Linked DNA regions of Homo sapiens: region 1 is linked to region 2. Evidence: chromatin loops called from intact Hi-C (ENCODE). Cell type or tissue: gastrocnemius medialis. All regions are shown on one strand. Links, peaks and the distances in the headings refer to the core of each region. The heading gives the core; the rest is flanking DNA. Region 1 has its middle 15 kb from the start of MRPS18A. Region 2 has its middle 10 kb from the start of VEGFA.

What was found. Peaks named below come from ENCODE experiments on the same cell type or tissue, not always from the same donor. Only the 100,000 strongest peaks of a DNase experiment are listed, where the experiment ranks them.
Region 1: a loop joins it to region 2, with 2.1 times the contacts of the local background. A loop is called at or near these places in 8 of 110 quality-filtered maps.

Annotation. Positions count from the first base shown.
Region 1 is chr6:43,694,387-43,710,522 of GRCh38, forward strand. It overlaps the pseudogene EXOSC8P1. Among named protein-coding and RNA genes, the nearest start is that of MRPS18A, 15 kb to the left of the region's middle. RefSeq lists enhancers at 8,518-9,503, 12,768-13,610 and a silencer at 8,606-8,705. In gastrocnemius medialis, for the core only: no CTCF peak of the experiment used is centred there; DNase peaks (open chromatin) are centred at 4,475 and 8,565; H3K27ac peaks cover 4,584 bases.
Region 2 is chr6:43,751,817-43,767,952 of GRCh38, forward strand. No RefSeq gene overlaps it. Among named protein-coding and RNA genes, the nearest start is that of VEGFA, 10 kb to the right of the region's middle. RefSeq lists enhancers at 6,577-7,113, 6,729-6,788, 8,469-8,969, 8,970-9,470, 12,956-13,457. In gastrocnemius medialis, for the core only: CTCF peaks have their summits at 6,875 (motif pointing left) and 7,086; no DNase peak of the experiment used is centred there.

The sequences.
Region 1 (16,136 bases), core at 3,722-11,721, 56 kb before region 2:
TAGCTGGGATTACAGGTGCCCGCCACCAAGCTTGCCTAATTTTTTGTATTTTTAGTAGAGACAGGGTTTCACCATGTTGGCCAGGCTGCTCTTGAACTCCTGACCTCAGGTGATCCACCCGCCTCGGCCTCCCAAAGTGCTAGGATTACAGGCGTGAGCCACTGCGCCTGGCCCAAAATTTTTTCTAATATCTAGCTTCCTACTCCAAAAACAGTATGTTCTATTCAATCAGTGAGTCTTTTATTCCCTTCTCCCTAGTTGAGTATGCTGTGGATTCTTTTTGTAAGTACAACAGTGCTGTGGAATGAAAGGGGGTCAGGGCCCTTGTCTGGGAGCTGCAGATGGTTAGCTGCCACCCAAAGTAAGGGTCTTTTTCTGAGCCTAAGTCTCTAGGGTTGTTGACGGAGTCATTCTCATGCATGAGAACTATTTCCAGCTGCAGTGGCAATCCTGGAAATTAAAGAGAAGCAATGACAGTGTATACACATATATGAGAGAAGGGAGTCTGAGGAACCTCTCTTTATTTCTGAACCTCTCTTTATTTCTTCTATCGCCTCCTCTTTGGAGAAGCCCAGCCCCCTTGGTTCTACCCCATTTCCCAAGGAGACCGCCCTTCTTCCTCCACACCTTGTCCTGGACTCTGTCTTAATTCTGGAGATAAACTTACATCCCAAGTAAACCTTCTCAATGAAGATGTTCAGGGAAACCCACAGGAGATGAACCCAGAAATGTTCATTTTGCCAAGGAAAACTTAAATTCGCAGCAGGGATGATCTGGTCGAGTGATGTGCTGCTGGCTAACAGGAAAGCGAGGCTCAGGCCAGATCCCAGGAAGGAGTTAGGTCAGCCCATCTGAGGCTTCAGGCCTGGGGAGGTTCTGGTCCCAGCTGTGGATGGCTGTGCTCTTCCAGCCTTCCTTCCACCTCACCCAGGAAGAGGGGTCAGGGCCAAGAGCAGTGCAGATGTGAGCCATGAAGGAGCAGAGGCAACGGAAAGGGGCGGGAAGGTGAAGGGAGAGATGATCTGATGGAGACCACGTGGGGCTGGGGGAATTGCAAGGGAAATCAGAGGAAGGGGCTGGCAGACTGGAGTGACAGTCATGTTTGCTTTTTCCTAATTAATGCAGTTTCCTTACAAACCCCCTGCTGATTCCCAGCTGGTCGACTCAACCATAACAACATGTGGCCTGCCCTGCCTAGGCCAAGAACTGAGGCTTGAGTCTCCCAAGAAGGGTCTGGTTTCATCTGCAGCTGCTGCCTTCCTCCGCCTCAAGGGCTCTGTCTGGATGAAGGAAGGGACAGCACCTTAAGCTGGGGAGAGAACTGCAATGGGAACGGCCTGGGCCTGGCCGCTTTGGGCTGGCCTGGTGACACACCTCTGTTTCCTATGACCTTTAAAAAGGGCAGTTCCCTCCTGTTAGAGCTCCTGCCTCCCAAACAGGTATGAGCGGGGGTGGGGTGGGGAGTCCTTGGACAAAGAACCCCTTGCCTGGTGGTGGCTGCTCTACAGGTGTGTCCTGCTTGACGCAATAGGCCTGGAAACAATAGGGGTGTGTCTAGAGTCTCTGCTAATTCAACATTTTCCATTGCTTTTTCAGTGCTGTTTGTCTTTTCACAAGGACTTTTACTCTGCCCAAGTTATTCATTCTATCCACACATTTGTTCATCATTTATTTTGCCAGTGAGTATCAATTGAGGAGCTACTACGTGCCTTTTATAAACAAACGATGACGTGCACTAGTCAACACTCCAGGGGTGAAAGCTCTTGTCTGACAAAGAAACATTTTGTAAACTCGATGGTTGCCCTGGAATTTACTTGCTCTCTCTCTTTTGTTTTAATTTAAAATTTTAACTTTTTCATTGTGAAATAAGACACACATCCAGGAAAAGTATATAAAACTTAAATGTACTGTATAACCGATTAATTATAAAGCAAACCTGATTCATTTCTATGCTGGAGCATTAGGCTATGCAGCGCCCTAATATGGATAATGAGGGAAAACACAAAAAAGAAGTGGAATTGGTGAGAGGTAGAGTTAGGGAACTTCAGATCCCAAAGCCTTCTGGGAAACTGAGGCCAGAGGAAGAAGGCCCCAACCAAAACTGCCTGCCACAGGGGAGGAGGCCTGCTGTGGCATTTGGGTGCACTCCCAGGCACGAGCCAGGATCCAATCCAAGTGAGAGGTTCAGGCTGTGATTGGGGCCAGTGAGGCCTGCTCAGCTCAGGTCTCTCCCAGTGTAAGCAAACCCTGGCCAGACATTTTTACAGAATGCCAGATGCCCTTTCTGAAAAGGCCACGATGTCCTTGTTATGCGAAGAGATGCACCCAATTCCTTTCTCCTGGTGTCCACATGCAGTTTTTTGTGTGTAAGGAAAAGGTTTTAGCTTCTTAGGACACTTTGGAACTATTGGCTATTTTTGCTAACACGCACAAAATGGCGCCCTAGGGAGACACTGTCTCCTGTGTACATCCCTGTGTGTCATCTGTTTCTTCCCCTATGAAGAAATAGATAAAGTCAAGCCCGGGTGAGGTGGCTCATGCCTGTAATCCCAGGACTTTGGCAGGCCAAGGTGGGACGATCGCTTGAGGCTAGCAGTTCAAGCCTACAGCGAGCTATGAATGTGCCACTGTACTCTAGCCGGGGTGAGACCCTGTCTTTAAAAAAATTTAAATTTAAATTTAAAAAAAGATACAGGGCTGGGTGCAGTGGCTCACACCTGTAATCCCAGCAGTTTGGGAGGCTGAGGTAGGTGGATCACTTGAGGCCAGGAGTTCTAGACCAGCCTGGCCAACATGGCGAAACCCCATCTCTACTAAAAATACAAAAATTAGCCAGGTGTGGTGGTGCACACCTGTAGTCCCAGCTGCTTGGGAGGCTGAGGTGGGAGAATTGCTTGAACCTGGGAGGTGGAGGTTGCAGTGAGCCGAGATCATGCCATTGCACCCCAGCCTGGGTGACAGAGTGAAATCTTGTCTCAAAAAAAAGTAAAAAATGATACAGAAGCAGGAGGAAAGCACTGCAGTTGGGAAATCAGGCTGTCCCCTAACCAACTGGAAATATGCAATGAGATACTCATGTTCTCTGGGCTTCAGTTTCTCCATCTGTAAAGAGTCCCATTTGGTTCTAGAATTCTGCCATAAACAGGCCCATCATTGGTCCCTAGAGTGGCACGAGTTCAGTGTGTAGCCTCCTCCCTGCTCTGCTGTTCTTCAGTCTCACCCGCTTTTATCCTCAGCAATCCCCTCAAAGCCAATAAGCCCCAAAGCCACAGCAATATTCTTTTGAGCTCTAGCCTTTAGTATCCAACTGCCTACAGAAGTTTCTGTCTGGTTCTTCTGAAGGATCTTAAATGCACAGTGTCTAGGTAAGTGCATCACAACCTTCTTTTTTTTTTTTTTTGAGATGGAGTCTCACTCTGTCGCCCAGGCTGGAGTGCAGCGGCGGGATCTCAGATCACTGCAACCCCCGCCTCCCAGGTTCAAGTGATTCTTCTGCCTCAGCCTTCCGAGCAGCTGGGACCACAGGCATGCGCTACCATGCCTGGCTAATTTTTTTGTATTTTTAGTAGAGGTGGGGTTTCACCATATTGGCCAAGCTGGTCTCGAACTCCTGACCTTGTGATCCACCCACCTTGGCCTCCCAAAGTGCTGGGATTACAGGCGTAAGCCACTGTGCCAGGCCAGCCATCATCACCTTCCTAATAAATGCCATCCCTGATGTTGGTCTCCTGGTCACTCACAGAGTCACCATCAACTGCCCTCCCCTCAATTTTCAAAGTTTTCCCACATTTCATAAATTTCAAAGTTACCTCATAATTTCCCCCTCTTCCTTGCTGTTTCAATTCCCACCACCTTCTATAGTACCTTGATTTTCCTATTGCCTTCAAGCTTCCCACCTCCAATCTGCTCTACTGCTACGGTTTAATGTTTCTTTTCTTTTCTTTTTTCTTTTCTTTTCTGCAGCCCTCCAGGAAGACCGTGCTTAGGTGGGGGTGGCAGGGGGTGCAGGGCATGAGAAGGCTGCAGGGCAGGCAGGACAGGGGCAGTCACAACACTCCTTCATTAATACTGTTCATGACTTGAAGAAACCTCTGAGTGAACTTTGGATCTGATGGTTTCAGGGTGAATTTATTAAAGTTGAGGGTATTCATATTAAAATAATATAAACTAGATTTTGCCTGGGACATGGGTACTCATGCCATGTGGTATGTGCTCCACAGACAGCTTGTGTGTGCGCGTGTGTGTGTTTGTGTGTGTGTGTGTGTGAGAGAGAGAGCTGTTATAACTCGATATTTGGAAAAATGCCATGTTTTTCCATTTGCTTACAGTTTCCTTTTGACCCCAGAGAAGACTTTTTTTTTTTTTAGCTCTATGAGCAGCTATCCAGAGAAGATTTTCTGATGCATTTGTCACTAGGAGCTGCCAGGTCATGGAACGTGAGAACCCAGGGGAGGAAGTGGAGCCGGCCTCTCTGCTTACTCCTACTGGGTCATTGGGAGGCAGCTGGCCAGAACGGAGGGAGAGAGAGAATGTTTCTTTGCCCTTTTTTTTTTCCCATCTGACCTTTTAAAGGGACTTGTGCCCTGCTGCCTTCCTCTCAGAAACTGCATGCACGTTTGAATGAAGGCAGGGAGGGGGATGGGGGAACATGGACCATTAGGTAGGTATCCAGCACACTGCTTCCAGGCTAGGTTGGTCCCCAGATCTCTGTCGGGGTCCAGGGCTCAGGGCCATTCCATCACCTTAGATACCAGGGGTGTGTCTGAGGTGATGGAATGTTGCTGAAAACCTGTGTATTTCATCTGCCTCAGGCCCCTGAGTCTCTGAGATCTGAGGGTCTCTGATGGGTGGGATGGCCTCTCATTCTTACACCAGTTCTGGGAGGCAGGAAAGGGCAGGCAGAGGGGGTTCCTCTTTCTGGAATGAACCCCCCTACTCACACTAGCTCCAGAGAGGACAAGTGACTTGCCCAAAGTGACCCAGCAAGTCAGAGACAGAGTCCTATTCAATCAAATGACCTGACTTCAATCCCAGATAGAGATACTGCATTTGCTCTCTGGTTGGGAGGAAGGGATTTCTTGGGGGGCAGGATATTCCTGTTGTCCTATTCATTGTCACCTGCCGAGACTGAGAAGAACCTGCTCTGCTCCCTCAACCCTGGGTATGCCCAAGGAGCAGATGGAGGGGAAAGAGCAGAGTGGGGAAAGAGGGAGGGAGAGGCCAGGACAGGGGGAGGCCGAAAGAGAGGAAAGGGCTTGGGGACAGAGGGAGCTGGAAAATGAGCAAACAAAGTCCTGGAAAACAACTTGTATCCCCTTCCCGGCCTCCCTGCCTGCCTTCTCCACTGGAGACAAGTCATTTAGAATAATGAGTCATAATTTGATTACATTGTCTTCCAGCCTCGCAAGGTAAACAAGGATCTCCCCTGGAAGGAAGGAACGGGGTGGCCCAGGCTTCTGGCAGACTCCCTGAGCCTGGGCAGGGGTTTTCCCCTCCTGCAGTTGTCCCTCTCTTCCTGAGTGCGCTTGAAAGACACGTCTGGGTGGCTTCAGCCCCATGTTCCACTAACATTTACATTCTCTTTGTGTCTTCTGTCTGACCCCCCACTCCCCTCCCTGGTAATGTCCTTGCCCTGAAGCCTGCACACCACCATGTAAATATTTAAACCGATCTATTATTTCCTGTTTATTATCAGCATAAATCCTGAGTTCATTCATTGAGCATCTGTCCCCTGGTGTCTATCTCAGAAGGGGAGGCCTGAAGCCAGGGCCATATGTCCACTCTTTTCTAGGAGTACAGAGTCACTCAGGGCAACTGGATTGCTAATTTTGTCTTTTATTTATTTTATTTCTTTCTCCAACTTAAAAATTGTGGCAAAATATGCATAAATTTTACCACCTTAACTTTTTTTTTTTGAGATGGAGTTTCACTCTTGTTGCCTAGGCTGGAGTGCAATGGCACAATCTTGGCTCACTGCAACCTCCGTCTCCCGGGTTCAAGCGATTCTCCTAACTCAGCCTCCCAAGTAGCTGGGATTACAGGCATGCACCACCACGCCTGGCTGATTTTTTGTATTTTTAGTAGAGATGGGGTTTCTCTATGGTGGTCAGGCTGGCCTTGCACTCCCAACATCAGGTGATCTGCCTGCCTTGGCCTCCCAAAGTGCTAGGATTACAGGCATGAGCCACCGCGCCCAGCCCATCTTAACCATTTTTAAATGTATAGCTCTAGTAGTATTAAATACATTCATATGGCTGGGCGCCGTGGCTCACGCCTGTAATCCCAGCACTTTGGGAGGCCAAGGTGGGTGGATCACCTGAGGTCAGGAGTTCCAGACCAGCCTGACCAACATGGTGAAATCCTGTCTCCACTAAAAATACAAAAAATTGGCTGGGTGCAGTAGCTCATGCCTTTAATTCCAGCACTTAGAGAGGCCGAGGCGGGAGGATCGCAAGGTCAAGAGATCGAGACCATCCTGGCCAACACGGTGAAACTGCGTCTCTACTAAAAATACAAAAATTAGCTGGGCGTGGTGGCACGTGCCTGTAATCCCAACTACTCAGGAGGCTGAGGCGGGAGAATTGCTTGAACCCAGGAGGCAGAGGTTGCAGTTAGCCAAGATCGTGCCACTGCACTCCAGCCTGGCAACAGAGCAAGAATCCATCTAAAAAAAAAAAAAATTAGCCGGGCGTGGTGGCGGGTGCCTGTAATCCCAGCTACTCAGGAGGCTGAGGCAGGAGAATTGCTTGAACTGGGAGGCAGAGGTTGCAGCGAGCCGAGATTGCGCCACTGCACTTCAGCCTCGGTGACACAGTGAGACTTCATCTCAAAAAAACAAACAAAACAAAACAAAACAAAAAAAATTCATATTGTTAGGCAACCATCCCCACCTTCTATCTCCAGAATTCTGTTCATCTTATAAAACTGAAACTCTGCATTAATTTACACAAATTCCCCATTCCCTCTTCTTCCCCTTTCCCTGGCACCACGCTTTCACTTTGTCTCTGGATTTGATGACTCTAGGTGCCTCATATAAGGGGAATCACTCAGTATTTGTCTCTTTGTGACTGGTTTATTTCACTTAGCATGATGTCCTCAGGTTCATCCATATTGCAGCAAGTGTCAGAATTCCCTTCCTTTTTTTTTTTTTGTTCTGAGGCAGGGTCTCACTTTGTCCCCCAGGCTGGGTGGAGTGCAGTGACATGATCTTGCTCACTGTAGCCTCCACCTCCCGGTTTCAAGTGATCCCCCTGCCTCAGCCCCCCAAGTAGCTGGGACTACAGACATGTGCCACCATGTCCGTTACTTTTTGTATTTTTTTGTAGAGATGGGGTTTCACCATGTTGCCCAGCCTGGTCTCAAATTCCTGAGCTCAAGTGATCCACCCACCTTGGCCTCCCAAAATGCTGGGATTACAGGTGTGAGCCACTGCGCCTGGCCATTCCCTTCCTTTTTAAGGTTATATTCCATTGCATGTACGAACCACATTTTGCTTATGTGCACTTGGGTTGCTTCTGCCTTTTAGCTGTTGTGAATAAGCTGCTATGAACATAGGTGTACAAACCGGCTTTCATTTTTTTATTATTAAAGCCTATTTTTTATTGATTGCTTATTATGTGCTCAGGACTGTGTAGACTTAATCATTTAATTGTCACAAGTACCTCCTAGGTGGCAACTATTCTCTCCATTTTATGAATGAAGAAATTGAGGCTCTGACAAGCCAAGTAATTTGTCCGAGGTGACGAAAGGGGAGAGCCAGAATGAGCACCTGCTCCTGTTCTTTAACCACCATTTTACTGAATTGTGTTGATGATGGACATGAAGATGAGGTCTTGGGGTATATTGCCTGCAACACCTCCCTCCCCTCTCCAACAGAAAGGGCAGACTCTTCCCCTGACCATCTGCCCAGTGAGATTGGGAGTGAATCCATCCTGCCTGGATGATTCCATCAGCAAGGGCTCTCATTCCTGGCTGCTCATCAGCATCAACCAGGGAATTAAAAGATGATGGCCTGGCCTCTCCCCGGAGTTAAACAGAACAGTTGAATTGAACTCTCTCAGGGCTGGAGCCCAGGCAGCAGCGTTTTTTAAAGGCTCCTTAAATGGTTCTATGTGCAGCCAGGGTTGAGAACCACTGGGCTAGAGGAGAGCGGAGGAAGACTACAGGAGAACTGGTTCCCTGTCCAGCCTCTTTGACTTTCCTTGTGAACTGCTCCACCGCTTTCCCAAGAGTGGCATTTGGCTATGAATGCCCTGAATCCCGTGACTCAGAACCCCTGGAGTGCCTCCCTTCTTTTCCTCCAGAGGTTCTGTTTGGGGTGTGTGAATGTGTGTGTTTGTGTGTGTGTGTGTGTGTGTGTGTGTTTGTGTGTGTGTCCCCTGTGTGACATAGGGCCCGGATGGACCTATCTGGACCAGCCAGACCCTAGAATGAAAACAAGTTGCTGACAGCCCTCAGGCCGCCAGAAATGAATTTCCGTCACCTCCCAATGAGGGGTGAGGGAACTGAGGGGGAGGGCCGGGGTCAGTGCGTCATCAGAGGGTGGGGAGAGGAGGAGGGGAGTACACAGGCCCCACAGGGCGGGGTCAGGGAAATTAGCCTCTGGGCCTGCCCCGGCTCTTTTGCCTGTGACTGTGGCACAACTCCCGTGGTGTTTTGCCCCAAGCCCCACCCATCCTGAGTCTCCCTGAGCTCTGTCTAAATCCAGGGTGGTGTCCAAGCCTGGAGAATTTCCAGGTTGGGCTCTGCCCTAAGGCATCCAGCCTGTGGAGCTGCTTGAATGGGGGCACGTTGGGATGAGGGGGATCAGTTAGCCTGTCCTGGGGATCTTCCTCCAAGCCAGCCTTGAGCCAAGACCTGTAAGATCCATGTGGGCCTAGCAGCCTGCCAGCTCAGTGCCTACAGCAACATGGAGGAAGGGGCTGGGGGTGCAGAAGAAGACCTACCTTGGGCACTGGAGGACAGAGGTTCAGCCACTGCCCTCCTGTGTGCCCCTGTGCAATCACTTCTCTCTGCGCCGTGACATCTCCATGTGCGTTAATTATAAAGGATTAAAGGATTTGGCCCAGATCCCTAGTTCCCAAATTCAGTTGCGCTTTGGAATCTTTCGGGGAGCTTTAAAAACTACCATTGACAATTTCATCCTCCAGAGATGCTGATTTAATTGGTGTAGTTTGTGGCCTGAGCATCAGGAGTTTTAGAAGATCCCCGAGTGAGTCTAATTTAAAGCCACGTTCTAGAAAACTACTTCCTAGCCACAGATACATCATGGCACCCATAGAACATGACAGTATTTGAACAACACACTGTTTCTTAGTCGCTCTGTGCCTCAGTTTCCTCATCTGTACAATGGGGATAATAATGGAACTTGCTTGGTAGGGTTGTTGTGAAGATTATATGAGCTAATGCAGAAAGGCATTGAGAAGAGCACCTGGCAAGTAGTAAAATGCTCAATAAATGTGAGCTGTTTTTATTAATTACCCTCTGGCTCTGCTCCAGATCTGGCCCAACTTCCACCCTCTGTCTTATCTCTCCATGTTCACACACCTCACCAAAGCGACTCAACCTGGTAAACATTTACTAGGGGTCCTCTGTGTGAACCATGCTGTGCCAGGCATTGAAGAAGGGATGTGGTGCATTTGGAATCACCTATGAAGCCGGGGACCCAGAGATGCATAAAACAGGTTTTTGCTCTCAAGACCCACAATCCAGGCCGGAAGAGGCAAGCATGGAAACAGACCTGGCAGAAACACTTCAGGGCTGTTTAATACAGAGGATACTGTCACTCTTTCTGCTTTCTAGGGACATGGCATGGTTCCTCTTGGGGAAATGATTCTTTTGTGGGGAAATCACAGCAATGGGCCCTTTGTGCGAAAAAGGCATGGCTTGACTATGTGAAGATGAAGTCAAGACAGTGATAATTTTGCATAAGATTTGAGGAAGCTGGCATCTATCTCTGAGACAACTGGCCAGAGAGGAGTGGAGATGGGGCCCTCGGAAGAGGGCCAGTGGGTGAGGACTACCATCAAATAAATCTCCAGGCAGAATTAAGCCTCATCTTGATTTTTAAAAAGCATTTTTGTTTGTAGTGGTATATTTTCATATTTTAATTTTTTTTTTTTTTGAGATGGAGTCTCACTCTGTTGCCCAGGCTGGAGTGCAGTGGCATGATCTCGGCTCACTCCAACCTCTGCCTCCCGGGTTCAAGCGATTCTCCTGCTTCAGCCTCCTGAGTAGCTGGGATTACAGGCACGCACCACCACGCCCGGCTAATTTTTGTGTTTTTAGTAGAGGCAGGGTTTCACTATGTTGGTCAGGCTGGTCTCGAACTCCTGACCTCGTGATCCGCCCACCTCGGCCTCCCAAAGTGCTGGGATTACAGGCGTGAGCCACCGCACCCGGCCTTTTAAAATTTTAAGAGTGTGAAAGTATATATAATGAAAAGTCTCCCTCCCCTTCTCCCCTCACCAGATTCTTATGTGGTTTCCCAGAGATATTCTAGGTATACGCAGCAAATGTATATCAACATGTTTTCACTTCCCCCACTCCCACACCCTCCCCCTTTCTTTGGTAAATATGCCATTCACAGTATTCTGCACCTAGCTTTGTATTTACTCAGCATTTGCTTAGCACTGTATTTACTTAGTGAGCATACCATGAGCAGCAAGAGCTTCCTCGTTATTTTTTCTGTTTTTTTTTTGTTTAGTTTTGTTTTGTTTTCTTTTTCTTTTTTTGAGATGGATTCTCGCTCTGTCATCCAGGCTGGAGTACAATGGCATGATCTCAGCTCACTGCAAGCTTTTCCGCCTCCCGGGTTCAAGTAATTCTCCTGCCTCAGCCTCTTGAGTAGCTGGGATTACAGGCACACTACCACCACGCCTGGCTAATTTTTGTACTTTTAGTAGAGACGAGGTTTCGCCATGTTGGCCAGATTGGTCTCAAACTCCTGACCGCAGGTGATCTGCCTGCCTCGGCATCCCAAAGTGCTGGGATTACAGGCATGAGCCACTGCACCCGGCCTCTGTTTTTGTTTTTTAATGTGTCAGTATTTTACACTGCTAAATGTACACACTTTATAGAGAAGCACAATCCTATGGTTTTTAAATAATAACAGGGAAATGGTTTAACATACTAGGGTTGGTTTGCCTAAGCCATTGCTCTCCAGCCTGGGTGACAGAGCGAGACCCTGCCTCAGAAAGAAAAGGAAAAAAAAAATGGTTTCACTGTACATAATATATGTGTGAAGTGACCATAAACACTAGAAACATCTAGAAATACTAGAACTATATTTCAGAAGAATGTAGTTTGATATTTATTGAGTATAAAATTTTCTTTTTTTTTTTTTTTGAGACAGTGTCTGAGTGCAGATCTTGGCTTACTGCAACCTCTGCCTCCTGGGCTCAGGCAACCCTTCCGCCCCAGCCTCCTGAGTAGCTGGGACTACAGGCGTGCACTATCACGCCCAGCTAATAGTATAAAAGTTTTGTGCACAGTGTAACAAATACAATTTTTACAAATCTGCTTTGAAAATGTGGTGGTCATTTCTTCGGGTTTCATACTATTTACTTCATCCATTGCATTTTAAATAGCTTTGTGTCTTGTAACAGCTCGGTTCATCTAGTCCTGGAGTCTAGCTCCAGTCAGCCCACTTTTACCTGCTTGGTGAGGACACCAGAGCCTGCTTCCTCTTCCATTACTGTTATTAAGATTCCAGTTGCCAGATGTTCCTCCTCTCCAGTCAGGTCAGCTATGAGCAAAGTGTCATCAAACACGGCAAAGGAAGTTGCAGCTGGGTAAGTTCTAGTATTCAAATAACTTCTCTTCTTAACTTCTGCTAAAATAGTCTCTTTCTAGCAACTTCAGGCAACTGTACATTTTAAAAAGCTGCTTACAAAGCAAATGTGCAGGCATCCAAAATGCTTCCATAATAGGCAAATGAGAGAGGCGAATGAGATCATAGCATAGAATTCAAGCACGCTTTCCTGGAGAAATGCATAAATTCCTTTTCTGAATTATCTGTGAATTTTCAGTGATATCTTCAGTGATCTGGCTAGTGGCTTGGATCTCTTCTCCAGGAGGTCCAGACTGAAATCTCAGTGGAACACAAGGGTGGCAGAGCCCCAGTGGGAGCCACAGATCCTTTATGGAAGCATCTGTGGATGGTGCTGCAAACTCTGCTTTAACCTTACACATTACTGTAGTATTTCCCAGCTTCACTAAAGGAGAACCGACTGCAGTACTAATTGAACCTGTGTTGACAGTTGTGGTTCTGAATTCACCAAGTTCTCTTTCATCAGCAAGGCAGATCTCTTTCAGAAATCTCCTGTAATTACCAGAGGTTCCGTGGTTTTGAACCCAGCTACCATCTTCCCAGTGCCAACTGTCCCCTCATTATTGTGATTTTTTACAGCTGCACGGTGTTCCACTATGTAGACGTACCAGGGTTTATTTACCCGGACTCCTGTTGTTTCACCTTGGTGTTGAACTTGCTTCCTGCTCTGTGCTGCGGTTTCCCACCATACAGTGAACCTTCAGGAAAGTCTGACGCATAGATGTGGGCTTAGGGGCAGATTGCCATAAAGCAGAGGGCTTCCGTGAGGAAAGGCTTGGGAGAACCCCCAGGTTTAGCCCTCAGAAGCGCTGAGAAGGGCTTGGCACCTTCCACAGTCTATGGGTGGGGGCACCAGCCTTCCTACTGGGTGTTACAGGAAAGGGTAAGTCAAGGAGGCCCAAGGTCAAGAAGTCATCCAGATTGGAGATGCCCGGGTTGCTCAAATAATGGCAACATGTGGTGCCTAATTAGAAATTCAGACAAAGATAATAGTACAGGCAGAATTCAAGGTCATAGAATGCCACAGCCGGAAGGGGCCTCAGAGACCACTGAGTACTCCTCCTTAGAGTCATAATAATACAGAGTTAAAATTTATTGAGCCTTGCATGCTCTGTAGCATTCCAAGTGCTTTTTATCTATTAACTCATTTAATCCTCACACTATTTGAAGAAACCGAGATGCAAAGAAGATACAGCCAGGTTCACAAAGCCGGTACGCAAAGCGCTGGGACTGAAACCCCAGGAGCTTGTCTGGGGCCTATGCTCTTACCCTTCACGCATTCCACCTCTCTACACTGCTGAGGAGACTGAGCCCAGGGGGATGTCACTCAGCTCATTGGTGGCAGAGCCAGGGCTAGAACCCAGAAACCCTTTAGGTCCTCCCTCCAACACACTGCCTCAGTTTGCCTGATGGGCTCGGAGGGGCCACAGCGAGGCAGGGGCAGGAGTCAGCAGGGGTGTGGCTCTGGGGATGAAGAGAATGGCTGTGATTCCGCCAGAAGAGTGGTGGGGCAGCCTGGTGCCTGCAGACAGGCAGACCCTCTGATATTACAGGTGGGTCTGGGATGTGTCTTGCAGCCCCCTGATGTTGACTCTCTTAATACTCTCTCCAACTGTGGTTTGTCCCCTCGGTGGTGTTTCTGTGGCCTGAACTGGCTCCTTGCCCTGTCTCCAGGCCCATTAGTTCCTCTCTCCCCACCTGTCATCAGCAGCATCACTTTACCAGATAAGCAGGGCCCACCCACAGTGTTTTTGGGGCAGCAGGGAGAGCATTTACTCAAGAAACACAAAGAAACCACATGCAGGGTAGAACTGTGTACACAATGAGGACTCCATAAATGCTCTCAGCATCTCCTGCTGAGGTGTAATGATAGAGACTTGGTAGTGATGGCTTCAGGACTTTCTGACCTCATCCAAGGATGGGGCACTTTCAACTACTCTTGCTGCAGGTCTGATCACCCCGTGGGTCTGTCTCAGACCCAGAGGCCACACCCACTGCACAGGTAAAGACCCAGGGATGGAGCAGGGTGGCAGCTCCTCCCTTCCTGCCTGGGCGCTCACCAGACTTTATTTATTTATTTATTTTGAGACGGAGTCTTGCTCTTGTCCCACAGGCTGGAGTGCAATGGCGCGATCTTGGCTCACTGCAACCTCTGCCTCCCGGGTTCAAATGGTTCTCCTGCCTCAGCCTCCCGAGTAGCTGGGATTACAGGTGCCCGCCACCATGCCCAGCTAAATTTTGTATTTTTAGTAGAGACAGGGTTTCATCATGTTGGCCAGGCTGGTCTCAAACTCCTGACCTCAGGAGATCCACCCGCCTCGGCCTCCCAAAGTGCTGGGATTACAGGCGTGAGCCACCATGCCTGCTTTATTTATTTATTTATTTATTTATTTATTTTTTGACACAGAGTCTTGCTCTGTGGCCGAGGCTGGAGTGCAGTGGTGTGATCTCGGCTTACTGCAATTTCTGCCTCCCAGGTTCAAGCGATTCTCCTGCCTCAGCCTCCTGAGCAGCTGGGACTATAGGCATGCACTACCACACCCTGCTAATATTTGTATTTTTGTAGAGATGAGGTTTTTTCATTTTGGCCAAGCTGGTCTTGAACTCCTGACCTCAGGTGATCTGCCCACCTCGGCCTCCCAAAGTGCTGGGATTACCACTGTGCGTGGCCACTTCCCACACTCTTTACTGCCCATAGCTCTGCATGGCTCTGCTCATATTGGGCTGGCCTGGGGGCTGTGGGCAATTCTAGGTCATCTCAGTCCTTTTGGCACAGGGCCTGGCATGCAGTAGGCACCCATCAAGTTTGTGGGACCAATGAGTGAGGCCACCAGCCTACCATTCTGTGTCTTGGATGAAAGCTACATCATCCTCTATTCTCTGTCTGGCCCTCACCCAAGTCTCCCTCCTCCCCCTCCTCCCCCTCCTTCCCCTCTTCCCCCTCTCCTTCCTGACTCCCAAAGGAACTTGTAGTTTATCCAGCCTGTCTTTTTTAGTTTTAAACAGCTTTATTGAGATATAATTCACATATCTCCCAACTCACCCACTGAAAGTGTACAATTCAGTGGTTTCAGTGTATTCACAGACTTGTGCAACTGCCACACAATCCGTTTTAGAGCGTTTTCCTTACCAGCCCATCTTTTGGCAGCACCCATTCTGCTCAGCTTTCAAACACCCACAGGTCTCCTCAACTTAGAAAGAGCCTCCCTTGACCCTGGTCTGCACTTTCTGGACATTGTGCAATATGTTTCCCTCCTTCCGTGACTAAACCACTTGAATGAGTGGTTCACACCCACTGCCTTCATTTTCTCAGAATCAGTAAACATTAGGAAAAGAATGTCTATGAGGTACGATGCAAGAGCTTTTCATATATATCATCTCATTTAATCCTCTAAACACTCTGTGAGCTGGGGATTATTTTCACTCTTTTAGAGGTGAGAAATCCAAGGCCAAGAGAAAGTGACTGGCCCAAAAGACTTGGCCAGGATTTGAACCCAGGTCTATGTGAGTCCAGAGCCAGTGCTTGCTACACTGCCTGTTGTCCCTGTGGCCAGTACAGCTGCGAGGTCCAGCTGTTGACCTTCACACTTGTCACTTGCAGGTGCTCCTTGCATCCCATCACCCTTCAAATGACCTTCCTGTTCCAACAAGATTGGTGCCCTTCATGCTGGGTTCATTCTCTCCAAGCCTTTGTTCAAGCCGGTCCTTCCACCTGGCGCCCTTTTCCTTCCTCTTTTCTACCTTGGAATATCTGAAAATTCCCTTAAAAAAAAAAAAAAGGTCTGGCTCAGATCTCCGTACTTTCTCCACAAGAGCTCCCTGTATCTTTGACTCAGCCTGCCTGCTCTCTGGGCCTAAAGCTCGCTCTGTTCCTTATCTAACAGCTTGGTTTTGTTATTGAAATCAAGGCTGCAGTTTTTAATCCCCTTGGACTCTGGAACCACATTGGTACCTTTTTTTTTTTTTTTTGAGATGGAGTTTCACTTTTGTTGCCCAGGCTGGAGTGCAGTGGTGTGATCTTGGCTCACTGCAACCCCCGCCTCCCAGGTTCTAAATGACTCTCCCGCCCCAGCCTCCCAAGTAGCTGGGATTACAAGTACCCACCACCATGCCCGGCTAATTTTTGTATATTTAGTAGAGACAGGGTTTCACCATGTTGGCCAGGCTGGTCTCAAACTCCTGACCTCAGGTGATCTGCCTGCCTTGGCCTCCCAAAGTGCTGGGATCACAGGCATGAGCCATCTCACCCGGCCATATTGGTACCTTATAACCTCCACCTTGCTGGGCTGTGAATGGAGCGGGTGTC
Region 2 (16,136 bases), core at 2,597-10,596:
TGGTGGCGCACGCCTGTAATGCCAGCTACTTGAGAGGCTGAGGCATGAGAATCGCTTGAACCTGGGAGGTGGAGGTTGCAGTGAGCTGAGATTGTGCCACTCCACTCCATTCAGGTTATCTAGAAGAAACAGATAACTTGAATGGACTTATATGTAATTTTTTAAAGACTGAATTTGCAGTTGAAAGCCTCTCCACAAAGAAAATCCAGGCCCAGATGGCTTTACTGATGTATACTACCAAACATTTAAGGAAGAAATAATAATAATTCTATACAAACTTTTCTAGAATATTCAGGAGGCAGAAATACCTCCCAACTCATCAGATAAGGCTAAAACCAAACAAAGATACTACAAGAACAGAAAACTACTGGCCAATATCTCTCATGAGTATAGATGAAAAATTTCTACACCAAATTCATGTAAATATAATTGAACTCTATCACCTATACACATACTATATATACATATTCATGCACTGCATAATGATTTTTTGGTCAATGATGGACCTTATGTATGATGATGATTCTATAAGATTATAATACTGTATTTTTACTGCAACTTTTCAATGTTTAGATACATGAATACTTACCATTGTGTTACTATTGCTTACAGTATTTAGTAGAGTAACATGCTATACAGGTTTGTAGCTTAGAAGTAATAGGCTATACTACATAGCCTAGGTATGTAGTATGCTGTATCATCTATATGTGTATTAGTATATATATATGTACTAGTGTATATACATGTACACTAATAACATCATGACCAAGTAGAGCTTATCCTAGGAATTCAAGGTTAGTTTAGCATTCAACAATTCAATGTAATTCATTATATTAACAAATTAAAAAGAAAAACCCATACAATCATCTCAATAGATGTAGAAAATACATTTGACAAAACACAACATGCATTTCTGATTTTTAAAACTTAAGCAAACTAAGAATATAAAGGAACTTCCACAACCTGATAATAAGCCTCTACCAAAAAAAAAAAAAACTATAATGGTGAAAAGATAGAATATTTTCTCCTGAATGTGCTTGATCTCATCTGATCTGATCTTGTAAAGCTAAGCAGGGTGGGCCTAGTTAGTGCTTGGATGGGAGACCACCTTGGAATACTGGGTGCTGTAGGCTTTTGGCCTTTGGCTCCCTTCCTAAAAAAAAAAAAAAAAGAATAGAACAAGGATGTCCACTCTTATTGCTTTTATTCAACATTGTACCAGAGGCTCTAACCACTGTAATGTAATAAGGCAAGAAAAATACAAGGCATTCAGATAGGACACGAAGAAGTAAAATTTTCATTATTTGCAGATGACATGATCAACCCTATAGAAGGTCTGATGGAATCTACAAGGAAGCTACTAGAACTAATAAATGAATTTAGTATGGTAGTGAGACACAAAAGTGGTATACAAAAATCAATTATATTCCTAAATATGAGCAATGAACCATTGGAACTTGAAATTTAAAAATAATACTTAAAAATATTATCTGTTGCACTGGGCTCTCAAGGATTCCTCAGTTATGGGAAATTTTCTTAGATTATGTCACTAAGGATGTCTTTCCCTTAGTTTCTCTGTTTCTCCTGTTATTTAGATGTTGTTGTCTCTGCTGGAGTGGTCCTGTAGTTTTATTGCTTAGTTACTTGTAACTTTCCATCCTTTTGTTATTTTCTCTCTACTTTGTGGACATTTCCTCAGCTTTATCTTCCAAATTTCCACTAAATTTTTTATTTCTGCTATCACATTTGATTTTTTAAGACCTGTCTCTTATTCTGTTTTTTTAAAAAACACTGTTCTGTTTTTGTTTCATCTCTGCAATATTTTTTCTTATCATTCACAGGATATGATAATAATGTGTTGTTATTTTTAAGCTTTCTTCACGCTATGTAGACTCAGCTTCCTTCAAGTCACTTTTTTATTTGTTTTGGCCTCTGTCTTTTGTGTTAGAAGCTTTCCTCAAATGTCTCATAATTCTCAGTTGTTTGCTTATTTTTAGGTGTGGAGATTTGTAAAGCTAGTTGGAAGCTGTGTAGGTGTGTGACTATGTATGTGTAGGTATGTGTGTATATGTGAGTATGTATACGAGTGCATGCATGTGGGTGTGTAGGTGTGTGTGCATATGTGAGTGTGTATGTGTGTGTCTGTGTGTGCATGTGTGTGTGTATATGTGACTGTGTATGCTAGTGTATGTATGTGGGTGTGTAGGTGTGTGTGCGTATGTGTGTATGTGTGTGTGCATGTGTGTGTAGGTGTGTGTATATGTGATTGTGTATGTGAGTATATGTATGTATGTGTGTAGATGTGTGTGCATATGTGAGTCTGTGTATGTGGGTGTGGTTCTGTGAGCCTCACACTAGGGTGACCTGGCTGGGATGTTTCATTTTGCCCCCAGTGTTAGTGTCTTTGCTAACTTTGCTAAAGTGGAGATTCAGGAACAAGAAAATTAGATGTAAGAGTTCAGGCTGCCAATTTTTCCTGGAAGTCTTTTAATTTATTTTTAGATGCTTTTTTAATTTAAATTTTTTATTTTTTAGAGCTGGGGGTCTCATTATGTCACCCTGGCTGGTGAGCAGGGGCTATACATAGGCACAGTCTTCATGCACTACAGCCTTGGACTCCTGCCTTAGCCTTCGGAGTAGCTGGGGCTACAGGTGTGCACCATTGTGCCCAGCTATTATTATTATTATCAATTCCATGTAATCATACTGAAAGAACAGATCAGGTATGCTCTGAAATTGAGTCAGTCTGGTTTACTGTGCCATTTCCATCCCCTAGCACAGGGCCTGGTATATAAGGAAGTATCAATAGATATTTACTAAATTTATGGATAAACAAACAAATAAGCTGCTTTCGTAGCCTTTATCATGTTAAAAATATTCCACAATGATGTCAAGACTTCATCCTGGCCAGGTGTGGTGGCTCACACCTGTAATCCTAGCACTTTGGGAGGCCGAAGCAGGCAGATCACTTGAGGTCAGGAGTTTGAAACCAGCCTGGCCAACGTGGTGGACACCTGTAATCCCAGCTACTTGGGAGGCTGAGACAGGAGAATCGCTTGAACCCGGGAGGCAGAGGTTGCAGTGAGCCGAGATTGCGCCATTGCACTCCAGCCTGGGCAAAAGAGTGAGACTCCTTCTAAAAAAAAAACAAAAAAACAAAAAACAAACAAACAAAAAACTTAATCCTTGGGAACTAAATGTAAGTGGAAATAACCAAAAGTTGTTTAGTGCCCAGGTGTGTGACCCAGGAGACTGAGCAAACTGAGTAGGTAATAGCAGCACCTTTTTTTTTTTGGTCCAAAACAAGGTGTGGCACCAAATTAAGAAATTGATTTCCTTGTTTGGTGTATAATGAAGTCTAAGATCAATTCATAAGGGGAAGTAAAGTCCAAAAATGCTATGAGCAAATTTGGTTTTGTTGGCCTAGGTGTGTAGGGTCCACTTTTTGAATGTATAGGATTTTGCAGGTGAATTAGAAGCAAATGATATGTGATTAGAGGCAAACCATTTACATTGCAGAGTTTTGCCTTTCCTTTCAGAAAAAATAAAGTTGAGCCAGATGAGCTCTCACTGCCTTCTTAGTCATGGAGTTTGATGATTCTAAGTCTTGAGGGGCTGGGGTGTGACTGGAGGGACGAGAGAGTAGTGAGTGAGGGCTGATTTTCAGGGACATGGATCCTAGGAGACAGGTAGGAAAGCGTGCTGGGAGAAGCAGTTTTCCCACAGCTAGAGAGGGTCAGGCCTCTGGGCATCTTTACCAGGCTTGAAATGACAGCACCTAAAGCCCCAAATATTTCCTCTGCTCTCCCTCCATGCCAGTCGCTGTGTTTTCTACACATTGCCTGGTTGGATCCTTGCCACGGCCCTGTAGAGTTGGTGGTCTTATGATCCTCATTTCCCAGGTAAGGACACTGAGTCACAGAGAGGGGAATGTAATGTAGAGATTCCAAGGCAGTTTAATGCCACAGCAGCAAAAGGAAGATGGCAAAGGAGAACGGAGGCCTGAAGGGGATACATTTCCCCTTGACAACATTTTATTGTAACAGTTGGGGATTGATGGGAGTATGTGTGAAAATGAGTCAGTGAGTGGTTTTCTGGTAGTTACTCCATGTAATATGGCTGACTGGCCAATGTTGTCCATTTAGTTATCAAAAAGTTGCCAAATTGTTAATAAACAAATGGAGAGCAAATAAAAGTTTCTCCTACAGAAGTTAAAATAGAGCTAGGGTCGACAGGAACATTCTGGGAATTGAACAAAGTAAGTGATTTTTCTGACTCACTCTGGGATGAATATTTTTTCAACCCCATTTGTTGAAAAAATGGTCTAAAACCCTATTGAGTAAGGCAGGACCCTCTGGGTGCCTCTGAGACCATCTGGGTGTAATGACCAGGTGGGGGCTCTGGTCTCAATATGAACAGCAGAACATTCTGAACTTGAACCCCAACAGATTCTGATTTGAAACCTTGAAAGCATTTGACTGAAGTTCTGATATCTGCTTGCTTTTTGGTTCTTTCTTTCTTTGAGTACAGAAAGGAAATTTTGGTTTGTTGATTGTTCATTCTTGTATTCAAGCCATAGTGGTTAAGAGTGCTGGTTTTGGAGCCAGAGAGAGTTGAGTTTAAATCCCAGCGCTATTGCTTATTTGCTGTATGACTGTGAGCAAGTTACCTAAACTCTCCTGGCCTTTGTTTTATAATTGTAATCTACTTCACAGGGCTATTGTTGGGATTAATGAGATAACATAAGGCACACAGTAGGGATATGATCCCAGACAGTATTTACCTTTATTATTTTCTTTTTTTTTTTTGAGACCAATTGTCACCCCGTTGCCCAGGCTGGAGTGCAGTGGCACGATTTTGGCTCACTGCAACCTCCGTCTCCCAGCTTCAAGTGATTCTTCTGCCTCAGCCTCTCGAGTAGCTGGGACTACAGGCACCTGCCACTACACCTGGCTAATTTTTGTATTTTTTAATTAGAGACAGGGTTTCACCATGTTGGCCAGGCTGGCAAACTCCTGACCTCAGGTGATCCACCTGCCTCGGCCTCCCAAAGTGCTGGGACTACAGGCGTGAACCCCTGCGCCCGGTCACCATTATTATTTTCATTCATAAAGAGTTTACAAGTAAACTGGGCATGGTGGCTCACACCTGTAATCCCGGCACTTTGGGAGGCCAACACAGGCAGATTGCTTGAGCCCCGGGGTTGGAGACCAACCTGGGCAAAATGGCTAAACCTTGTCTCTGCAAAACAAACAAACAAAATCACAAAAATTCGCCAGGCATAGAGGCACATGCCTGTGGTCCCAGCTACCCAGGCAGCTGAGGTGCCCAGGAGGTCGAAGCTGCAGTAAGCTGAGATCATGCCACTGCGCTCCAGCCTGGTAAACAGGGCAAGACCCTGTCTCAAAAAACAAAAATAAAAACAAAAACAAAAAAAAAGAAAAGAAGTCTACATGTGGATGTCTATACCTGCAGGCCTGTATTAGTCCTTAGGCTTGTATGGGGTAAGAGATCACTGAAAAATACACTCTCTCTGTGAATGCACTTGGAGAAAGATAACACACACACACACACACACACACACACACACCCCTTTACAAAATTAAATACATCAGACAGCATTTGAGGCTGGATGAAGAGGTATAGACAGCTCATGCTGTAGGAGTTTAGGGGAGACTGCTGAGCAGAAGTGGTCTAAGAAGGCTTCATGTTTTAAGAGGCAAATCTTCACGGCTGGCACTGTATAGACCAGGATGAAGAAATGAGCAACCTGTGCTTGGGGCTGTCAGAAGACCTGGCTGGCTGGAGTGGGATGGATGTGTAAGGGGGCAGGGGAAAGAAGGGGCCACACACAATCATATTATGAATAATAATGGGAATAGAAACTACCATTTGTTTGGTTCCTGCTATGCACAGGCCAGGTGCTCTTGCTACACCCTTTCCATATATTATCTCATTCAATCCTCACAAGAACCCTGTATAGGTATTATTAGCATGGGTTTTCAAGGAAACTCAGGTTTAGAGAGGTTGCATGACTTGCCCAGGGACAGATAGCTAGAAGTGGGGAGATCCACAATCTGAATGAACAAATTACACGCACAGACACTGTCACAGACAGGCACACACACACAGAGCCCAGGCGCGGCCAAGACAGTTGTCTGTTTCACCTCATCTGTGGCCCCACTCTCCTTTAGTTGAGTTAGGTGCTAGTTCTTTCCTTTGAGGGGTCCAGTGTGAAAAAGTGACCCTACTCCTCACCCCAACTCTGTCTTAAATGTCCCTGCAGCTTTAGTCCCCAGGCAGGCTCCCAAGAGGGCGGGGCCTGGTGCAGTGTTTAAGGAGGTACTCACTCTTAGGGCCTGCGCTGCACCTGCACGACCCTTATAAGAGTGAGCAGCTCCTTACTCCTTACATTTGGTCCTCGCCTAGCTGCCTCGCTTGCCTCTCCCTAGTTCTGACCCTGGATGGGGCGAGGGTAGTGGTGCTTTGCAATGTGAGCCAAGAAGTCTCTTTCTCTTCCAAGGTCAGGCAGAGATTCCTGAGGCTGAAGCCATTGCTCTCCTTTCTGTACTCAAATGAACAGTGTATTTCAGCATATTATCTGAATATTACTCAGATAATATTTCCACCACTCAAACCTACCCTTCTTCAGGGTCCTCCACAGTCCAGCCTACCTTTCTGTCCCTGAATCCTCCAAGCAGTCCCCGTCCCAGCCCTGGCTCATACCTCATACTTCTCTGCTCCTAGAGGGTGAGTCTGGATAGACAGCCTCCGGCGTGGTGCCCCCTCCTCAGGGACCAGGGGCCTGTGCAGAAAGCCTCCTGGGCATGCCCCAGAGGCTGGGAAGTCCAGCACTGCTCTCCCTCGCCCTCTAGAGGCTCGGGGTGGCACTAGGTGAGGTACCTGGGAGGGGTCCTGACTGAGGAGGGGGCCCTGGGCTTCCAGAGAATGTCTGGAGTGTGGCCACGGTTGGGCAACAGCTACATCTGAAGCCCACTGATGGAAGGTGCCCAGCAAGGTTGTTCTGTCGTCTCAGGCAGAAGGGGGTTCAAGGCCGCCCACCTCTGTCTGGGTGTTGCGGGTCTTCCCTCCTGTGGGCCAGAGAAGGGGCTCCCTAACCCGCACCCAGCCAGGCCAGTGGGACAGCCCCTCTCCAACTCCTACCTCCCTCTTGGGCAGCTTCGAGGAGCCTGGAGGCTGCCCCTGCCAGCCCTGGGGGACTGTGGCCCCGTTCTAGAGAGCCAGACATCCCTGAGGACCTTTAGGACAGGAGGGGAGGAAGTGTGAGGAGCTGTGTCCCAAGGTGGCTGTGATCGGGGTTGATGTAGGCAGAACCTGGGAGACGGTGGAAGAAATCTTCAACTCCTGGTAGGGAAGGACACATAGAAAAAGGTGAGGATGGTGGTGTGGAGACAGCCTGGGGGAGAGGCCAGAGTGGACAGAGGCTGTGGAATCACTTAACAAACCTTTCTGGGCGGGGAGACTCGGTGCTGGGGTGTGGGCCTCCAGAGGGGAGTAAGCAGGGCAGACCCACCCTTCCTCATAATACATATGCATAAGCTCATTTGCATAACAACACACCTGCTCACCTGGCCCCCATCGAAGTAACTGGCCTTGCCTCAAATGGTCCATTATTTTTGACTAAAGTATGGGGAAAGGGGACCCATTCTCTTGCTCATCCTTTTCCTTATCTCCCAGATTCCTGGGTTTGGAAGAGAAGGAGGAGTAACTGTGGAATGAGTCACAGAATTATTCCACCTGCCCCAGGGCCAGGCCACGAGTAGAGCGAGGATAGATGTCTCCCTAGAGCCTTACCTGCTGCCCCTGGGGAGGTCTGGGGCTTCCACCCAGAGGAAGAGCAGGGGTGGTCTGGGCAGCCCAGGAGTCTGGGGGAAGGAAGCAAGCACCCTTACTCCTCATGATCTCTGTCCTGTTACCCTCCCCAGTGCCTGGGGCCAGGGCTAGGTGTGTGTTATCTCACCTCAAACAGTGGCTCTGGGCTCCCCTGCCCAAGCTAATGTCATAGTGGAGGCCTCAGGCCCTGCACCAACATGGTTCCGTAGTCCCTGGAGTCAGGCTGGGGGAGCCCAGGGCTGAGGCTCCCTTTCATCCCCTCCCACCAGGAAAGGGTCTTTCTCGGTATTTCCCACAAACACTCATATCACCACTTGACAGCCTTTTCATTCCATTCTCCCGCCTCTCTCAGCCCCACCACACCCCTGACACATTCCTTCCCCCACTTCAGCTCCTGGATCGCAGGCAGGGGCACCCTGCCTATCCCCTCTCCCAAAGCGGGTGCCTGGGAGCTGACATCTTGGCTCACCTTCTCCTCCTTTGTCTTCTCTTCCTTTCCCCCACTCCCCAGCATTTCATCCAAGCCAGAAATGGGCCTAGAAGTCTGTAGAAAGACATCCCGCTGCTATCACTCCACAAATCCTCTAGAGAAGATGAGTTTGGTAGACCTCTGCTTATCTGATTTAAATTCTTCTTGCTGTAATCTCAGCTGTTCTGGTTGGTGGCAATGGGCAAACTCAGGATGTTGGTCAGACAATGGACTGAAGAGTTTACTTTTCTCTGCTTCCCTGCCCAACTGTACTTGAGTAATCTTTATAGTATCTCTAAAAGATGGTCCTGGAATGGTGCTCCCTGGTCCTTCCCTGTCTCTTGCAGTCGGCCAGGACACAGGCGGGAGTATCCACAGCTCTCATTTTACAGCTTCCTTCCCGTTCCCTACAGCAATAGAGGGGGAGCCCTAACGGGGTTTTAGCAATCAGTCCAGCCCCTTCAGTCTGGAAAGGAGGACACTGAGGCAGGGATGGGCGGTGCCTTGCTCCAGGCCACACAACAAGGCAGTGACAGTGGCTGCGTTTGAACCCAGGTGTCCTAACCTCCAGGACCCACACATGGCAATCTGAGGAACTGCTCGGGGAGCAGAGTGCTTAATGACAGGGCTTCAGGGACACTATTTGTCAGAGGGGCTTTCAAGGTAACTCCTGTGGTGGTGTTGGGAGGGGGTGCTCAGCCGATGCCTAGTCTCTCTGTAGCCTTGGTGGGGAGGCCACTGTGACCCAGGTCAGCTTGCCTGGAACAGCTGGGTTTCTGGAAACACTTCTCTCTTCTCTATGGGGCCCTGTCGTGGGTGGTGGTGGTAGACGGGGTTTGTTTGTGTGTGTGTATGTGTGGTTTAGTAGTCCCTGCAGCCTTCAGCCTGGAAAGCTGAGGAGGCATGGAGAGGCAGGGGGTTGGTGGATGAGTGACGGGAGGGAAATGCAGTGGGGGAGGAGATGCCACCGCAGGGCTACGGTCAGAGTTGGTGAAGGGCAGATTCACCGTGCCTCCCTCTGTCCTCCTTAAGACCTCTGGTCATGCCAGGGTCTTATGGAGGGGGCTTGGTGCTCCGCACTGTATTTGTTGCTCTCTCTGGAGTTGCTGTACCAACTCTCCTGGCATCCCGACAGGCAGGAGTATGTCCCATAGCCACAGAAATGCCCTTTTTGCAGGTTCTTCCTAGTTCTTGGAGGGCTAGAAGGAACTGAGGGGATGTGAAGAGCATCTTTCCTCCTAGCTTGTTCCCCACTGCCCAGGCTTGCTCCCCGACAGTGAATGGGAAGTGGGGAGCAGTCACCTTCCCAGGGGGCTCCAGAAAGCTGAGGACAGAGTAGCTAAGCTCACAGAGGAGCACTTAGTCAATGGGACTGACCCAGGAGGGCCCCGGGACAATGGGGCTAGGCAGAAAGGAGCAAGAAAGAAGGAGGCAAGGAGGGATGGAGACATCTGAGGAAAGACAGAGAAGGAAGGGAAAAGGAAATGCTCTGTTCACCCATAACTGTCCATGATCTGGACACTTGGGGTTGGAATTCCACCCCAGAGCTGGGGCTTGCCTTGTCTACCATGTTTTCAACAGTGTCTAGGTCCCATGAGTCCACCGCCTCAGGCCTGGCCTCTGGAATTGAAGGCCTGGTGAGGTACCTGCTATGTTGGGTGTGGGCTACACTTATGCATGAAGATTAGTGGGGAGTCCTGGCCTGGCCTTTCCAAGAGAGGAGGAGGTAGGGAGGCGTGCAGACCAGGGACCCAGACAGGCCTCATTCTCAGCAGGGAGCTGCACATTCCAGCCTAGAGTCAAGAGCGGACTGGGGCAGGGCAGACATTCACCTGGTGTACCCCAGCACGCCTCCTGATTGATTGGTAAATAGCTGTTGTTCCAGTCCTTGAGTTCCCCCTGTGCCTCTCTGGCCACCCCAGTCCCTTACTTGGTCCCCTGGACCTCTCCACCATCCAGAAATTGAGGTTTATGTCTGGCTTGGCATACGCCGTCAGCTCTATGTGAACTGTGCCTGAGCCATAGCAGGTGTTAAATGTTTTGGCCATCATCCTGAGCTCCGCAGGGGCCTTGTGCCCCACAGCTGGAGCTGACTGCGACCAGGTCCTGGAACTTGGAGAAGCTGGCAGCAGGCACAGCAGCTCTGAGCATGCCCTGCCTCACTTCTCCTGATGCTTCCAGCTGTGTTCTGGAAGGAGATGGGTCTGGATAAGCAGGCTGGCATGCAGGGAGATGTAGGCGGGACCATCTCTCCAGGAGACCCCAGTAGGGAATGGTTTAGCTGTGGCCTCTGCAGGGCACTGCCTGGAGTAAGGGAGTGCTGAGCCCCTCTAGGGAAGGAGGAGCAAACAACAGATCCCTGGGTCAGCTGCTGACACACTCCTATGCACGCGGCATCTAGTTCTAGCACCTCCTCTCTGGCACTGCCTGGCTCCCCACCCAGCCAGTCAGCTCTTAGAGGCAGAAGCCCAGTGTATCCCAAAGGTGCCTGGCTCAGTGCTGGGCCCCGATTAAATGATGAAGTGGCCTGGGGAGGTAGAAAGAGCCCCAGGCTGTGAGTTGAGTGATCTGGGTTGAGGTCTTGACTCTATGCAGCGCTCCGGCTTTGGACAACTCTGGGCTTCCTTCTGCTCCTCTGGCCAGTAAGCTTCTTTAGCAGTGGAAACTTTTCCTCAAATGAAATTCCAAGTGAGGGGCCAATAAATGAAGCAGATAAAACTGCATGTACTGTGTTTGCCCACTCCCACACCTTCCTGCTACCTGTCCCATCTCTGAGGACCCTCAAGACTCCTAGGAGCACAGTCTGATGTTCTCCTGACATGGATATCCTCTGACTAATTGCCTGCTTCCCTGAATATCTCGAGGCTATTGGGCCAGGCTGATCCTGGAAGCTGAGGGGAGGCCTCCCCACTCCTCATGCCCTGTACTTCTGGGTCTGGGAAAGCAGGGAGTATGGTGGGACTTTGAATCCAAAGTCCCTGTACTTTCCACTGCCCTACCTAGATGTCCCTGTACCTCCTGTAAAATCAGCATAGAGCCTGGTGCCTGGTAGTCCCTACAAATATTCACAAATTGGAGCTTAGCTCAGCTCTCAGGGGGCCAATCAGGGGGCCAATCATTAACTGGCTTTATCTTTGTGAACCATCCTGGGGGGCCCAGGTCATCGCCCCAGCTTCCAGCCCAGGCCCAGGGGGCTGCTGGGGGAAGGGGCCCTTCTTGCTGGGAGGTAGGGGGCGCCTTGGGTCCCTGCCTCTTTTTTTTCCTGGGACTTCCCCGAAGGAACTCACATTGCAGTCAACTCAGTGACAACCTAGTTACATAGTTGCTTCAAATAAAGACTAAAGCAGGATCCAAGCCAACAGATCCCCCAACCCCTAGTCATCTTTGGCACGCATTATGTAATTTCTTGCTTTTCTTTTTTTTTAACCAGGGGTGGGGTAAACCCATTTCCCTATTTGTTTCTGTTTTACTTTAGCCAGATGATAGTGGGTTTGCATTCTCTAAGAGTTTGCTCACGAATGGGGGTGGGAACAGGAGACAGGGAAGGGAAAAACATTTATATGATACCTACTCTGGGCAAGGAGCTTAGCTGATGTTTGCTGTTTCCATATATTTCCCTACAACCCTGGGAGGTAAGAACCATGAACCTCATTTTACAGATGAGGAAACTGAGGCTCAGACAAGATAAGTGAATTGTCCAAGTCTCAAAGCTTGGAAGTGTTGAACCAAGATCAAACCCAGCCTGTCTGGCTTTTTCCATTACTCGCTATGGGGGTGGTGGGGTGGAGAAAGGGGAGTGGGTGGGTGGCTGAGGCTTTTCACAGTGAGGGTTCATCAAGCTGGTGTCTTTCCTGAAAGGACAGAGGTCTGGCATCTCAGGTAACAGAGGAAGCGGTTCCCTACCTGCTGGGATTTGAGGGGTTCATAAGAACTGCTTCTCCCTTCCATCACTTGGTGCTGAGCCCCAGATTTCACCACTAGTGCTAGATTTCTTTGAGTTAAGCACTGCCCTCTCCAAGAGGCTTTTAAAACACACAGGCCCTGGAAGATGTGACATTTGGTATCAGTCATCTCATCTGGAGTGTTTGAGGGAGATGTTACAGGCTCACAGAGCCTCAGAGCTTAGGGAGTGGAACCTCATGCTTTACCCAGGAGAAGCCTGAGGTCCAGCAAGGGGAGCTGACTCGGCCAAGGTCACACAGCATGCAACAGACTCTGGAAATTTTTTTTTTTTTTTAGACGGAGTCTCGCTTTGTCGCCCAGGCTGGAGTGCAGTGGTGCCATCTTGGCTTACTTGCCTCCTGGGTTTAAGTGATTCTCCTGCCTCAGCCTCCCAAGTAGTTGGTACTATAGGCATGCACAACCACGCCTGGCTAACTTTTGTATTTTTAGTAGAGACAGGGTTTCACCATGTTGGCCAGGCTGATCTTGAACTCCTGACCTCAGGTGATCTGCCCATCTCGGCCTCCCAAAGTGCTGAGATTACAGACGTGAGCCACCACACCCAGCCAGACTCAGGACTTTTTTGCCCAGTGCTGTTTCGAAGTCGCCACATGCCTGTGACAGGTAGACAGGAGGGCTCTGGGTACCAGGTAATGAAGTGAGGGATTAAAGCTGGAGGAAATGTATCTTTCTGCTTTATGCCTTGGCCCAGCTGAGTGGCCCTGTGCTCGTCACAGGCTGGTGTCCTCTGCTCTCCTCCCCTCACTCCTGGGGCAAGCAACAGTGGTGTTCCATGTGTGAGCTGGACCTACCACTAGTGTTGGCTTGTTTAAATTCTCTGACAGAGACAAACTGTCCCGGGGGGCGGGGAAGGCAGTGTGGAGCTCACCCCCTGAGGGAGCAGCATTGTCTCTGTGGGCTTTGGCTGGGAATGTTTCTGAAGACGCCCTAATCCCTTGCCCTGCCTAGCCTCAAAGTCTCTATCACTCAGAGGAGTACTGGGAGGGCTCAGTGTGAGCCATCAGAACCTTCCAGGGTATCTTCCCTTGCTTGTTCTCTTTGCGCAGTCCACTTGGTTTGCTAAACTCCTGCTCTTCCATCAAGACCCAACTCAAGGCCAGGCACGGTGGCTCACGCCTGTAATCCCAGCACTCTGGGAGGCAGAGGTGGGCCGATCACTTGAGGTCAGGAGTTCGAGACCAGCCTGGGCAACATGGTGAAACACCATCTCTACTAAAAACACAAAAATTAGCCAGGTGTGGTGGCAGGCACCTGCAGTCCCAGCTACTCCGGAGGCTGAGGCAGGAGAATTGCTCGAACCTGGGAGGCAGGGGTTGCAGTGAGCCGACATGGCGCCACTGCACTCCAGTCTGGGCGACAGAGTGAGACCCTATCTCAAAAAAAAAAAAAAAAAAAAAAGACCCAACTCAAGTATCATCTCCAGGAAGCCTTCCCCTACTCCCAGCAATTAAATGCTCCTCAGAGAATTCCCATTTTTGGTTTACTCTTTGGTTTACCTCCAGACAGGAAGCCCCCACTGACACTGTTGTAGTCCCAGGGTGCAACACAAAGCAGAGATCACAAGCTGAGTTTAATAATTGCTTGTGGAATACATGTCCCAAGCCACCTCCTGCAGGAAGCCCTTCCAGATGCCCATTCTAGCCAGTCTGGCTCTTTGCTTCCATACCTTCACAACACTTGTGCCTCCCCCAGGGCCTCTTTCTCATCTTGCTTTCTGGGGCAGCTGTGTGCACATTTGTCTGTGTGCAGCAACTCTCTAAGGCAGGGATTTTTACTCCTATTTTTGATGAGGGGAGCTGTGGCTCAGAGAGGTTGAATAACCTAAGGCCACACAGTGAGTGGCAGAGCCAGGAATGTGACTTGGGTCCATTTGAATCCAAAGTCCCTGTACTTTCCACTGCCCTACCTAGATGTCCCTGTACCTCCTATAAAATCAGCATGGAGCCTGGTGCCTGGTAGTCCCTACAAATATTCACAAATTGGAGCTTAGCTCAGCTCTCAGGCAAGGCCCAGGTCAAAAGGGCAGATACAGCTTTGGGACCTTAGTTGCCACCACATGCCATACCTTCTTCCCAGCAGAAGGACTCCCTCCAAGACAGGGTAGGGGTGGAGGATGTGAACAGGGGCAGAAATGGGCATGTTTTGGGGTCAGACTTGGAGGAATAGCAGAGATTGGAGTGTCAGAAGGTGAGCATGCCTGGGGGTGTTGGGGAGATGCAATTCATCAGGGACAGCTTAGTGTCAGGGGATTAGACTGGGGCCCATGAAGGAGAGGCAGAGGCTGATGGGCCTAGGGGTGGTGTGGGTAGGTGAGCTTCCCCAGACAGTGACTCTGCCCTGCCCTCTCTCCAGCTAGGTCCTCTTCCCCATTCCTTCCCCCTTTCCTGACTGGATCCTCTTGGGAGAGTTACCCTCCTTGGCTTCCTCTGCTCCAATCTTTTTATCAGTTGGCCATCATTACTTATCATTACCTCAAGTCAAACCTCCAGATCCACATGGGGCTAGGACATTGGCACTGGACCAAAGAGGCCCTTTCCTTTGCTTTCTCTTTGTCTTTTTAATGCTTTGTTGCAAAGACCTAGGCGGGGAGAGAGAGAGAGAGAGAGAGACAGAGATTGACCCACAGTCAGGGTCAGGGAATTGAGGGGAACCAACCCAATTCTCTCTCCTTCAATTCACCAGGTTTGTATCCTGCCCTTCCTGCAGATCAGTGTCCTGCTAGTCACCTGGGGGTCAGGGGATGGAGTGAAGGACAAGACCTCCTTCCATTGCAGTGAAGCCACTTGGAGAAATGTGTGGAAAACAGCAAGACCCAGTGACTCTCTCCTCACCTTCTTTCCAATCTCAGGAGAGATTTTGTCCCTTCATCCACCGGCTTCTAGATTAACCACCCACACCCACACAGGCGAGAGTTTCCCTGAATATTGGAGGTGACAGGACATCAGGACAAAGTACAACTATTGTGCCTTGGCCCAATCACTACTTTCTTTGTCTGGGGCCGCCGCTGGCTCCTGGCTGCCTTTCGCACTTTTCTCCACCCCCACCCCTTTCTCCCCTTCCCCCTCACCTGGAACACCTTCCCCTTCCTCCTTGGCTCCTTCTGAACTGCCTTCAGAGCCACAGACTGTGGGGAGTGGCCACTGCGCTCCCAAGGTGAGGCCCTCCAAGCGGGGCCGAGTTTGCCCCTCAACTGGGAGCCAGCATGACCTCTGTGTGGGCTGCTCTCTGCTTCACTGCCCCTTCCCCCAATCTGCTAGGTGACCCTGGGCCCCTTTGTGCCCTCTCTGGGCCTTCGGAGGATTCTTTGGGGAGACAGTCTGCTCTGACGCCCCTTCCCCTGCAGCAAGCAGCCTGGGGAGGGAGGTGAGGATAAGTGAAGTCAAGTTGTTCAGGGGGCTAAGCCCATGGAAGGGAAGATGCCACAGAGATACATGTGGTCTTGTGATTGTTGTTTTGTGCTTTTTCCCCTTTTTTGAAAGCTCAGGTGACTAGGTGACTTGAGCTTTTAATTTGGTGACAATGTGGGCACTGGCTGAGTCCTTAAGAGTACATTGTTGTAAATGCCGGTGACAACACACTGGGGCATGGGATCCAGAGTTAACCCCTCCAGGTCACAGCCAGGTTATATCTCCACAATGAAGGGGGGAGGTGGGCCATACTTTCTCGCCCTAATGAAGGTAGCTCAAAAACCCCTAGGCCAGGTTGTAATCCTAGCCTTATATAAAAGGAATTCTGTGCCCTCACTCCCCTGGATCCCTGGGCAAAGCCCCAGAGGGAAACACAAACAGGTTGTTGTAACACACCTTGCTGGGTACCACCATGGAGGACAGTTGGCTTATGGGGGTGGGGG